3 separate regions of the Homo sapiens genome follow, and regions 1 and 3 are each linked to region 2. A link is a contact called in ENCODE Hi-C or POLR2A ChIA-PET data. All regions are on one chromosome and are shown on one strand. The core of a region is the stretch at or near the end of the contact, and the rest is flanking DNA. Distances in the headings are between cores, read along the strand shown.

Evidence for each region. A loop is a pair of places that touch in the nucleus more often than their neighbours do. ChIA-PET counts read pairs that join two places held with the same protein, here RNA polymerase II (POLR2A). Pooled maps may share reads with other maps.
Region 1: a pooled map shows a loop between it and region 2 (5-fold over the local background). The contact joins the enhancer-like site here to the promoter of SIRT2 in region 2. A Hi-C loop is called at or near these places in 7 of 50 pooled maps. POLR2A ChIA-PET finds 5 or more read pairs at or near these places in 4 of 52 experiments (Caco-2, PC-9, WTC11 and 1 more).
Region 3: a loop to region 2 is called in a pooled map, with 8 times the contacts of the local background. The contact joins the enhancer-like site here to the promoter of SIRT2 in region 2. A Hi-C loop is called at or near these places in 5 of 50 pooled maps. POLR2A ChIA-PET finds 5 or more read pairs at or near these places in 3 of 52 experiments (HEK293, PC-3 and PC-9).

What each region holds. Positions count from the first base shown.
Region 1 is chr19:38,684,536-38,688,678 of GRCh38, forward strand. The region is part of intron 1 of ACTN4 (actinin alpha 4); the gene reads left to right. Among named protein-coding and RNA genes, the nearest start is that of ACTN4, 39 kb to the left of the region's middle. RefSeq lists enhancers at 131-270, 1,441-1,500. Within about 2 kb of position 1,401, at least 36 of the 41 ENCODE cell types and tissues checked have a DNase peak (open chromatin) inside an H3K27ac peak, as active enhancers do; they include PC-9, where a contact is called at or near this core.
Region 2 is chr19:38,897,463-38,901,767 of GRCh38, forward strand. It overlaps SIRT2 (sirtuin 2), which reads right to left and starts at 2,156. Exons shown (of 16, transcript NM_012237.4): 1 at 2,044-2,156; 2 at 917-963. The coding sequence starts at 2,059. NFKBIB (NFKB inhibitor beta) reads left to right here and starts at 2,507. Exons shown (of 6, transcript NM_002503.5): 1 at 2,507-2,749. The coding sequence starts at 2,571.
Region 3 is chr19:39,071,494-39,075,329 of GRCh38, forward strand. No RefSeq gene overlaps it. Among named protein-coding and RNA genes, the nearest start is that of ACP7, 11 kb to the right of the region's middle. RefSeq lists an enhancer at 1,954-3,153. Within about 2 kb of position 2,263, at least 9 of the 41 ENCODE cell types and tissues checked have a DNase peak (open chromatin) inside an H3K27ac peak, as active enhancers do; they include PC-3 and PC-9, where a contact is called at or near this core.

The DNA.
Region 1 (4,143 bases), core at 151-2,650, 210 kb before region 2:
TACCCACACCGCTCCTGGAGACAGCCACCCCTTCATGCCAGCCCCAGGAAGGCTTGTAGGTGGGGCGAGCCAGGGTGAGAGTGTAGCCCTGTTCCTCGGCCAGGGCAGATGTTTCACCATTTTTAATGGAGCAATTATGAGTCAGAGGTTTCAGTCTCTACTGGTTCCTCCCGATCCTATAATTACTCTTTGGCTATAGAATCCTATTTTGATCTCTTCTTTTCTTTTCTCTTCTTTCTCTCTCTGTGGTCATGGTCAGGTTTTTCTTTTTTTAAATCCTCCCAAGACACTGCTAATGTTGTCTGTCTCATGCATCCAAGGAATCTGAGATGGACTGAATATTGTCAAGGGAAAAAAAAAGAGACCCCCAAATCCAGAGTGATTTCTTAACCCACCCAAATGGCTTTTTGTTTGTTTGTTTGTTTGTTTGAGACGGAATCTCGCTCTTTAGCCAGGGTGGAAGGCAGTGGCGTGATCTCAGCTCACTGCAACCTCTGCCTCCTGGGTTCAAGCGATTCTCCTGCCTCAGACTCCCAAGTAGCTGTGATTACAGGCACATGCCACCAAGCCCAGCTAATTTTTGTATTTTTAGTAGAGATAGGGTTTCACCATGTTGACCGGGATGGTCTCGAACTCCTGACCTCGTGATCCACCCACCTTGGCCTCCCAAAGTGCTAGGATTACAGGTGTGAGCCACCGTGCTTGGCCAACCCACCCAAATTGTGTACCCTACACCATCCTAGTGCTTGGGAGCCAACACCCACTCACAGGAGGCTAAGGGCAAGTTTAGGTAACTCTTAACACCACGAATTAGTTGCCTGCTGGCAAACTTCAAACTCCAAGCCTGAAATTTCTGGTTGGAGTCACCTCCCAGATGGACTCAGGGATTCATTCACCCCCTCATCCAGTGCTCACGGAGCCTCTGTGAGGTGCAGGCCTGGAGAGGAGCCCTGTGGCCTCAGCAAAGGGCAGGCAGGCTGGTGAGCACCCAACCTCTGGATCGAGGGGACTCAATTATGCGGATAAAGGCCCCTAATCCTCTCAGTGCTCCAAACTCACTCTGCTTCTGAAAGGGATCTTCGTACCCTGGGTTCAGAGAGTAGGAAGCCCGCAGGGACCGAGTATGCATGAAACAAGCCCAAGTCTGTGGGGGCTGTACATGGTCAAGATCACAGATTTCCAGACCAAGCCAGCTCCACCCTAGCTGGGATGCCCACCCTGAGACACCCCTCTCTGCTTTCACTGGAATAGGATGGCCCTGACTTGGCCGGGTGGACTGTTGAATCAGAGCCTCTCAAAACAGGAAAAAGGAAAAGGATCACCAAGCAGGAGTTTCAGTTGTCAAAGACAAAACCCTTACCACGATTAAAGATTACTCCAGGGCCTCGCATATTCACCCTTCCACCAGCAGGGCCCAGTTTACGGATCATTTGAATACTAGCAAAAAAACAAGCCATCTGCTGGAGAGATTGAACAGAGGGAGAAACAGGAGTGTTTGCCCTGCTTCCAGACACCCCTTTCCTGTGGCAGTTCCTGCACCTGGCAAGATCTACTGGGGAATTCCCGGGGTCCCACTAGCTCAGGACGGGTGTGTAGCACTTGCCTAAATAACAATCCCATCAGTGCCCTGTCTGACCTTTTCTCCCCAAATGCCAAAGGCCTCTTGTCTGGATGAACAAATCCCTGGGCGGATTTGTCCAGACTAAAACGTTAATTCTAAAGACTGGGCCCCTTAGGCACTCGCTAAGATTCCAGGCCACACTGTCTCAAGGCCAGAATTGGCTTACTTGGCTATCTTTTTGAAAGATCAAAGTTTAAACCAGATGATCTGTAGTCCCCCACCCCCACCCTGAAACCTGAGCTTAGCTGTAAGCATTGAAAGTAAATGGGGTGTTTGTAGCTCACCCTCCCTGTTCTCCAGGTGAAGGGCCCCGTGTGCCTGATCATTTCATAGCAAAATGCTAGATGGGGCCAGAGGAGGCCCCAGCCTCTGCTGCTGCCCTAATTTTAAAACTGCCTTTTGGGAGTGTAAGTTTCCTCTGTTAAAGGTAGTTATTTCAAGGTAGGCCTCACCATCTCCTCCTCCTGGTGAGAAGCTCTGCCTGGAGGGCTGAGCACTGCCTCCCGCTCTGTGGGCCCCACCTGCCTTGGGTTGAGACCTATCTCTTCCTGGACTCTGTGTGGGGAGTGCAGGCTCTTCCCCTTGGGGAGAACCCAGTTCTTTGACGTATAATCTGAGTGGTTTGGGTTGGTTGGTTGGTTGGTTGGTTGGTTTCCCATGTGTGGGATGGCTCCGGAAGTCTGTTTGAGAACAGAGGCAGGCTCAGATGGGAGCAGCTCCTACCCCGGGCCGCCTATCCCCCTTTACCCTGGGGTTTCTTTTAGCTCCAAGCATCCATTCCAGTCTAACAAATCTGGTGGCAGAGTCTCTTTTTTTTTTTTTTTTGAGACAGAGTCTCACTCTGTTGCCCAGGCTGGAGTACAGTGGCACAATCTCGGCTCACTGCAGCCTCCGCCTCCTGGGCTCAAGCGATTCTCTTGCCTCAGCCTCCTGAGTATCTGGGATTACAGGCGTGTGCCACCACGTCTGGCTAATTTTTCTGTATTATTAGTAGAGACGGCTGGTCTCTACTAATAGTTCAAGACGGCTGGTCTTGAACTCCTGACCTCAAATGATCCACCTGCCTCAGCCCCCCCAAAGTGCTGGGATTACAGGCGTGAGCCCCTGCACCCAGCCCCTCTGGTTCTACTGAGACCTCAGATCTTTCATTTATGGAACAAGGGGGTTGGATTAGATTGTTCGCTCTCAGCCCTCACTTCATGTTAGACTCACTAGGTGGACTTTGTCAAATGTCATTGCCCAGGGCCCACCTTGAGGGAATCTGTCTCATTTTGCCTGTGGTGAAATTCAGGTATTTTTAAAAAGCTCCCAGGTCCCATACATCTATTGTCAATTGATTTTCAACAAGGGTGCAGGACCATTCAATGGGGGAAAGAATAGTGTTTTCAACAAATAGTGCAGGAACAACTATTAATAGATACCCATCTGCAAAGAATGAAGTTGAACCTTTACCTCACACCATATACAAAAATTAACTCCAAACGGATCAGATACCTAAATGTAAGAGCTAAAACTGTAAAACTCTTAGAAGAAAACACAAGTGTAAATCTCATGACCTTGGGTTAGGCAATGGTTATTAGATATGACAGCAGAAACACAACCGAAGAAAAATAGATAAATCAGACTGTTTCAAAACTGGAAACTTTTTGCTTCAAAGGACACTATTAAAGTAAAAGGACAACCCGCAGAATATTTACAAATTGTATATCTGATAAGGGTCTACTGTCCAAAATGTATAAAGGACTCTTAAATTCAACAGTAAAAAGACACACCAGTTAAAAATGGGCAAAGGATTCAAATAGACACTTCTCCAAAGAAGATCTACAAATGGTCAATAAGCACATGAAAAGGTGTTCGATGTCATTACTAATTAGGGCAAATCAAAACCATAACCACTACAAATGGTCAATAAGCACATGAAAAGGTGTTCAATGTCATTACTAATTAGGGCAAATCAAAACCATAACGTGGTTGGGCCTGGTGGCTCATGTCCATAATTCCAACATTTTTGGAGGTAGAAGTGGGAGGATGGCTTGGGGCCACGAATTGGAGACCAGCCTGGGCATCATAGTGAGACCCTGCCTCTACAGAGAATTAAAATAAAAAATTAGGCCGGGTATGGTGGCTCATGCCTGTAATCCTAGCACTTTGGGAGGCCGAGGCGAGTGGATCACCTGAGGTCAGGAGTTTGAGACCAGCCTGGCAAACATGGTGAATGAAACCTTGTCTCTACCAAAAAAAAAAAAAAAAAAAAACCCACAAAAATTAGCTGGACATGGTGGTGGGCGCCTGTTGTCCCAGCTAGTGGGGAGGCTGAGGTGGGAGAATCGCTTGAACCTGGGTGGGAGAGGTTGCATTGAGCCGAGATCACGCCATTGCACTCCAGCCTGGGCAACAGGGTGAGACCCTGTCTCTAAATAATAATAAAAATGAGAAATTGGCCAGGTGTAGTAGCATATTCCTGGGAGGCTGAGGTGGGCAGATTGCTTGAGCCCAGGAGTTCAAGGCTGCAGTGAGCTATG
Region 2 (4,305 bases), core at 906-3,405:
CTTCTTTGACCCAGAAAATTTTCTCTGTGCTCCCACAGTACCCTGAGTTTCTTTACTTTTCTTCCTTTTTTTTTTTTTGAGACCGTGTTTTGCTCTGTCGCCCCGGTTGGGGTGCAGTGGCACAGTCAAGGCACACTACGGCCTTAACCTCCTGGGCTTAAGCAATCCTCCCCCAACTCAGCCTCCTGAGTAGCTGGCAATGCAGGCATGCACCACTACACATGGCTAATTTTTAAATATTTTGTAGAGGTGGGGGCCTCCCTATGTTGCCAAGACTGGTCTGGAACTCCTGGGCTCAAGCGATCCTCCTACCTCAGCCTCCCAAAGTACTGGGATTACAAGCATGAGCCACTGTGTCTGGCCCTGAGTTACTTTCTTTCTTTTTTACTTTTTAGAGAAAGGGTCTTGCTCTTTCACCCCGGCTGGAGTGCAGTGATGCAATCATAGCTCACTGCAGCCTCAAACTCCTGGGCTCAAGCGATCCTCGCGCCTCAGTCTCCTGAGTTATTGGAATTACAGGCATAAGCCACTGCATCTGGCCCCCTGAGTTACTTTCGTCATCACGCTGTGAGATCATTTTTTCCCATCACTTGTCCACGAGATCTGTGCGTTCCAAGACCAAATGGGATACCTGTCTCTTCCAGTCCCAGGACAAATGTGGTTCAGAAGGGATGGCAGGCAGTGGCAAGGAAGAAGGAAAGTTTGGGAGGACAGGCCTGGACTTGAGGCTGGAAACTCTTCTCTGACAATCCCCAGAATCTGCCTTTCCCCAGAAAGCTGCACTGGGTGGTGTGAGGGATTGGGGCAATGAGCCGAGGGCCCTGGGGTGACTGTTTCCCCTTTGCCACCTCCCCCCAGTGTGGGATGTGGAACAAGTCCGTCTCTCTCCTCCCCTCCACCCTTTCCCCCATCTCACCTGAGCCTCCTGCACCTTCCCTGCCTGGGTCTCCAGAGGGTGAGAGGCTGGGGGAGGGGAGCAGAGGTGGTTACAGTGGGGAGAACGATTAAGGGGGGAATAAAGGGGTTCAAATGGTCAGTGAGGGGGCAAGAACACCCACCAACCTAGTTACACTGGGATGGGATGGTGGTAAAAATGGAGCAGAGGGAGGGAGGGGACGGAGAAAAGATCTTATCTACATGCAAAGTGATGCCGGGAGAGGTGATTAGTGAGGGGCAGAGAGGCTGGAGAGGAAGATTTAGGGGGACAGGGAGAAAGTAGGGGCTTTTGCCCAGGCTGGTCTTGAACTCCTGGGCTCAAGCGATCCAACCACCTTGGCCTCCCAAAGTACTGGGATTACAAGCATGAGCCATTGTTTCTGGCCCTGACTTACTTTCTTTCTTTTTTACTTTTTAGAGAAAGGGTCTCGCTCATGTCACCCAGGTTGGAGTGCAATAGTGCGATCATAGCTCACTGCAGCCTCAAATTCCTGGGCTCAAGCGATCCTCCTCCTCCTACCTAGGGGATTCAGGGCATGAAGGAACACTCAGGAGGAGTTAGGAAGGACACGACAGTGTGTGAGTGTGTGTGCGGGGAGGGTTAGATTTACAAGGCAGAGGGAAGTTTAGAAAGGAAAAGAGAAGGGAAGAGACGCTTTGGCTGGGAGGCAGGTTTAGGAGGGAGGTGCAGTGGTGCAGTGGAGGCGGTAGGTTTAGGAGAGGCGCGGAACAAGGGGAAGCCATAGGAGGGGTCAGCAGGGGTCCCTCAGCATCCTCTGGTTGCCTCTAACAATCAGGTACCCATAGCAAGCGGGACCGGGGCAACTTATGTTCTTTGCAGCGAGGGACCTTAGCAACCAAGGTGCGAGAAACACGCGATCATTGGCAACTTGGCAAGTGGATGTGGTAAACGAACCCTGAACACACTGCGACCCAGAAACCCACCAGCCTAGCGATACAGATCGCTAAGCAACAGCCCTCAGAATCCCACTCCCCGAAGCGCTCCCTACTTCCCGCCCCACCGCGGCCACCCTTGGGCCCCGGGGCCTGCAGCATTCAGCCAGGCCCCGGCGCGGCCCGACCCTCCTACCCGGATCCCCGACTCACGGTCTGGCTCTGCCATGGGCGCGGTGCTGAAGCCCTTGAGGCTGTCACCGACCGCTCTGTCCCGTCACCAACCACTGTGTCCCGTCACCGACTGCTCTGTCCTGTCACCGACTGCTCTGTCCCGTGACGGCACCAGAAATGGGAGTGGCCGTGATAGGGCACAGAACTACAACTCTCAGCAGACATTGCGGCCGCAGACGCGCTTTCGTACAACACCCAGAGCGCCCCAGTTAGGTAAGAAAGCGCGCGAGGACCGGACTACGAGTCCCAGAAGGCGTGGCGTCAGCAGCCATGTTGGTAAAGGGCGCCCGGAAAATGTGGGAACGGCTAGAGAGTTGTAGTCCTCCCGAATACTCTGATTGGTCAGGATGCAGTACGAGGGCGGGGTGTGAGCGATTCAGCATATTATCATTGGGTGAATCAGGGGGCGTGGTGGGGAATTTCCCGCAGGGCGGAAGCTCCAGAACTCCCGGCAAAGCCCAGCTACAGGCGGGCGACTGCGGGGGGCCCCTGAGGCGGCGGGGGCCATGGCTGGGGTCGCGTGCTTGGGAAAAGCTGCCGACGCAGATGAATGGTGCGACAGCGGCCTGGGCTCCCTGGGTCCGGACGCAGCGGCCCCCGGAGGACCTGGGTTGGGCGCGGAGTTGGGCCCGGGGCTGTCGTGGGCTCCCCTCGTCTTCGGCTACGTCACTGAGGATGGGGACACGTGAGTGAACCTTAGGCTGCCAAACGGAGCCCTAGGACCCGGCGTCACATTCCTCATTAATCTCTGATCCCTGAGGCTTCCTAACCTCATACTCCTAAATCTGACTTCCGATGCTGAACTTCCTGACCTCTAACCCCCGAGTCCTAACTTTTAACAAAACCAATCTTCTATCTAGCTATGATCCTAACCCAATCATTTCTTACCTTCTTTTCTTGAACTATGATTCTCAGCTCCTGGAATCCACATTGTATCCACTGATACCCAAACCTGACTCCAGTCCTGAGACTTCTGTTAGAACTGTGGCTTCTCCTGACTTCTAACCTCCAAATATGATCTTTGATTCTTAGTTCCCGATTTGAGCCCTAGAGTTTGATTTCCGAAATTAATACTTGGTCCCTGACTCTAAGATCCTGTCTTCTGAGCAGTGTTCTTCAAATCTTAAATTCAAAGAGAGAGAATGTAAGCTCTTCTATGTTGAATTCCTAATTAAAGTAAAAAAATAGGAAAATTAAAAAAAAGAATGTTAGCTCCATGAGACCAAGGATTCATCTGTTAAACAAATATTCTTTACACATTACCACGTTCCAGGCTCCGTTTAGGTGCTAGTGATAAAGGCAGTGAAGAAAACAAACAAAAACTTAAGCCCTTGTGGAGCATACATTTTAGTGGAGCTAAATAAACAGATTGATAAGACCACAAGGAAGGAAAGAAATGGAAAGACAGGAAGAAACAAAGAAAGACACGCAGAAAGAAAGAAACATAGAAAGTAAGAAAAGGAAATAAAGTCAGAGGTAGTTAAGTACTTTGGAGAAAAATAAAGCAGGAAAATGAGGCAATAGATAAACAAGATAAGAGCATTTCAAGGAGAAGGAACTGCAGTTGCAAAGGCCCAGATGAGGGATTGTACTGGGTTTTTTGTCTGTTGTGTTTACTGCTGTATGCCCAGTGATGCAAGCAGGGCCTGATCCAGGAGGCACTGAATATTGATCTCAACCAGCTTTATAGTCTCGTTAATTTTCATTAAATTTCATTAATTAATTTTGGTTTCATTAATTTTTTTTTACTTTCTATTCAATTGGTCTCTGTTCTGACTTTTTTTTTTGAAACGAAGTCTCACTCTGTCGCCCAGGCTGGAGTGCAGTGGCATGATCATGGCTTACTATAGCCACAACCTCCTGGCTCAAGTGATCCTTGCACCTCAGCCTCCTGAGTAGCTGGGACCACAGGCACATGCCACCATGCCTGGCAAATTTTTAAATTTTTTTGTCCCCCTATGTTCTCAAACTCTTTTTTTTTTTTTGAGACAGAGTCTTGTTCTGTCACCCAGGCTGGAGTATAGTGGCACTATCTCTGCTCGCTGAAACCTCTGACTCCTGGGTTTAAGCAGTTCTACTGCCTCAGCCTCCCAAATTTGGGATTACAGGCACGTGCCCCCACACCTGGCTAATTTTTGTATTTTTAGTAGCAACAGCAGTTTCACCATGTTGGCCAGGCTGGTCTCAAACTCCTGACCTCAGGTGATCCACCCGCTGTGGCCTCTCAGAGTGCTGGGATTA
Region 3 (3,836 bases), core at 1,013-3,512, 170 kb after region 2:
CCCAAAGTGCTGGGATTACAGGCGTGAGCCACTGCGTCCAGCCTAATAAGATATTTTTTAAGGCAATTTTTTGGGGGGGACAGGGTCTTGCTCCGTTGCCCAGGCTGGAGTGCAGTGGCATGATCACAGCTCACTGCAGTCTCCTGGGATCAAGTGATCCTCTCACCTCAGCCTCCCGAGCACACCCCCGTAGGACTTTAAAATCTTCCAACACTCCTCAATGTGACTACAGTGGAAAATGGTGTACCCAACAATGGTACAATAAATAGTTGGGGCCAGGCATGGTGGCTCACACCTGTAATCCCAGCACTTTGGGAGGCCGAGGTGGGCAGATCATTTGAGGTCAGGAGTTCAAGAGCAGCCTGGCCAACATGGTAAAACCCTGTCTCTACTAAAAAAAAAAAAAAAAAAAGTCCGGGTGCAGTGGCTCACGCCTGTAATCCCAGCACTTTGGGAGGCCGAGGCAGGTGGTTCACGAGGTCAGGAGATCGAGACCATCCTGGCTAACAAGGTGAAACCCCGTCTCTACTAAAAAATACAAAAAAAAATTAGCCGGGCATGGTGGCGGGCACCTGTAGGCCCAGCTACTTGGGAGGCTGAGGCAGCAGAATGGCATGAACCCGGGAGGTGGAGCTTGCAGTGAGCCGTAATCGCGCCACTGCACTCCAGCCTGGGCAACAGAGTGAGACTCCGTCTCAAAAAACAAAAAACAAAAATTATCCAGGCATGGTGTCATGTGCCTGTATTCCCAGCTACTTGGAAGGCTGAGGCAGGAGAATCACTTGAACCCAAGTAGCAGAGGTTGCAGTGAGCCAAGATCACACCACTGTGCTCCAGCCTAGGCGACAGAGCAAGACTCTGTCAAAAAAAAAAAAATAATAATAAAATAAAAATAAATAAATAGTTGGGCCAATATTTATAAGAGCTCATGTTTGTTTGAGGGTTTAGTCTGTCCCTGGCCTCAATTCCGGATTTTATGGAACTGTTATGTCCACCTGATGATACAGTGATGCTTGGAGGCCACGTGCAGTGGCTCACGCCTATAATCCCAGCACGCTGGGAGTCCAAGGCAGGTGGATCGCTTCAGCCCAGGAGTTTGAGACCAGCCTGGTCAGCAAGGCGAGACTGTGTCTACAAAAAATTTTTAAAAATCAGGTGGGTGAGGTGGTGTGAAACTGTAGTCTCAGCTACTAGGGAGGTTGAAGTGGGAAGATCACTTGAGTCCAGGAGTTCGAGGCTGCAGTGAGCTATGATCATGACACTGCACTGCAGCCTAGGCAACAGAATGAGACCCTGTCTTAAAAAACAAAATACATGGCCAGGAAGGGTGGCTAACGCCTGTAATCCTAGCACTTTGAGAGGCCAAGACAGGTGGATCACCTGAGGTCGGGACTTCGAGACCAGCCTGACCAACATGGAGAAACTCCGTCTTGACTAAAAATGCAAAATTAGCTGGGCGTGGTGGTGCATGCCTGTAATCCCAGCTACTCAGGAGGCTGAGGCAGGAGAATTGCTTGAACCCCGGAGGCGGAGATTGCAGTGAGCCAACATTGCGCCATTGCACTCCAGCCTGGGCAACAAGAGCAAAACTTCATCTTAAAAAAAAAAAAAAGAAAAGAAAAAAAGACAAAAACAAAACCATGCTGGGAGATGACACAGGACCTGAGGCCTGAAATCCAGGATGAGATGGCAGAGGGATGAATCGGAGACAGTGGGGCCTGGTGGTTAAGGCCAAGTGTGCAGAAAGGAATGAATCTCAGGTTTTTTGTTTGTTTGTTTGTTTGTTTTTTGACACAGAGTCTTGCTCTGTTGCCCAGGCTGGAGTGCAATGGTGCAATCTCAGCTTACTGCAACTTCCACATCCCAGGTTCAAGAGATTCTCTTGTCTCAGCTTCCTGAGTAGCTGGGAACACAGGCGTCCATCACTATGCCTGGCTAATTTTTGTATTTTTAGTAGAGACAGAGTTTCACCATGTTGGCCAGGCTGGTCTCGAACTCCTGACCTCAGGCGATCCACCCGCCTTGGCCTCCCAAAGTGCTGGGATTACAGGCATGAGCCACCGCACCTGGCTTAGCTATTCTTCTTACTGACAGTGTGATGTCAGGTAAGTGAGCTCACTCCTCTGAACCTCAGTTTCCTCTTCTGTAATACAAAATGGGACCATGTGAAGTGGTGAGGAATCCATGCAATCATACACGGTTCACAGGAAGCCTCCAGTGAACTGGCTGTGGCTGTGATTATGAGGTGAAGTGTGGGGTGGGCTGTCCTGGGTCCGTCACAGGAAGCCTCCACATCTGAGAGGGTGAGTCACTCTTCCTTCCTGCTGTAATTTGAAGCAGGGTGGCATCTCTCGGGAGGTGAGCTGTGCCCTGGGCATGCTGCTCACCTCCGGTGGCTCACAGGTCCCCTGACATGTGACATCATATGCAGTCAGGATGAAATCATGGAGCTCAAAGTTTGGGATGAAAGGAAATGGTTCTGCTGGGAGGCGGAGATTGCAGTGAGCCAAGATTGCACCATTGCACTCCAGCCTGGGCGACAGAGTAAGACTCGGAAAAATAGAAAAGAAAAAGGAAAGAAAAAAAGAAGGAAAGAAGGAGGGAAGGAAGGAAGGAGAGAGAGAGAGAAACGAAAGAAGGAAGGAAGGAGAGAGAGAGGAAGGAAGGAAGGAGAAAGAAAGAAAGAGAAAGAAAGAAAGAAAAGAGAGAGAGAGAAAGAAAGAGAGAGAGAGAAAGAAAATGATTCTGTGCTCTCCTCCTCCTCTCAATCTCAAATTCTAGGGTCCAGCACTTAGCCGGGCAGCAAGAATGGGTTCATGATCCCAACAGTCATTAGGATTCATCCATGTATTTGATCATTTAATAAATCCTTACTGCACACCTGCTATGTGCCAGACAGCCAACATCCCTGCCTTCCTGGAGCTGTTAGGAAGCTGGGGCTGATAGCTCCAGGGGAGATGCTAGAAAATAAACATAATAAACAAGTAAATATTACAGTCTGTTAGAAGGTGATGAATGCTATGAAACAAATATTAGCCAGGGTAAGCTTAGGGCAGGGGTCAGCAAACTACAGTCGGGTGGCCAAATCCAGCCTGTCATTTGTTTTTATACAGCCTACAACCTAAGAATGGTTTTTACTTTTTTTTTTTTTTTAAAGACGAAGTCTCTCCCTGTCACCCAGGCTGGAGTGCAGTGGTGTGATCACTTCTCACTGCAACCTCTGCCTCCTGATTTCAAGTGATTCTCCTGCCTCAGCCTCCCGAGTAGCTGGGATTACAGGCAAACACCTCCATGCCCAGCTAATTTTTGTATTTTGAGTAGAGACGGGGTTTCACCATGTTGGCCAGGCTGGTCTCAAACTCCTGAACTCAGGTGATCTGCCTGTCTTGGCCTCCCAAAGTGCTGGGATTATAGGCATGAGCCACCATGCTTGGCCTAGTTTTAACTTAAAAAAACTTTTTTTTGAGACAGGTTCTCACCTCTGTCACTCAGGCTGGAGTACAGTGGTGCGATCATGGCTCACCACAGCTTCAACATCCCGGGCTCAGATAATCCTCCCACCTCAGCCTCCCAAGTAGCTGGGACTACACGCGTGCACCACCACACCCTGCTAATTTTAGTATTTTTCTAAGAGATGGGGTCTTGCTGTATTGCCCCAGCTGGTCTCAAACTTCTGGACTTAAGTGATCCTTCTGCCTCAGCTTCCCAGAGCACTGGGATTACAGGCATAAGCAACCATGCCCGGTTGATTTTTATGTTTTTTAATGGTTGGAAAACAAAAACAAAAGAAAAATAATATTTTCTGGTGTATGAAAATTATATGAATTTTGGCTGGG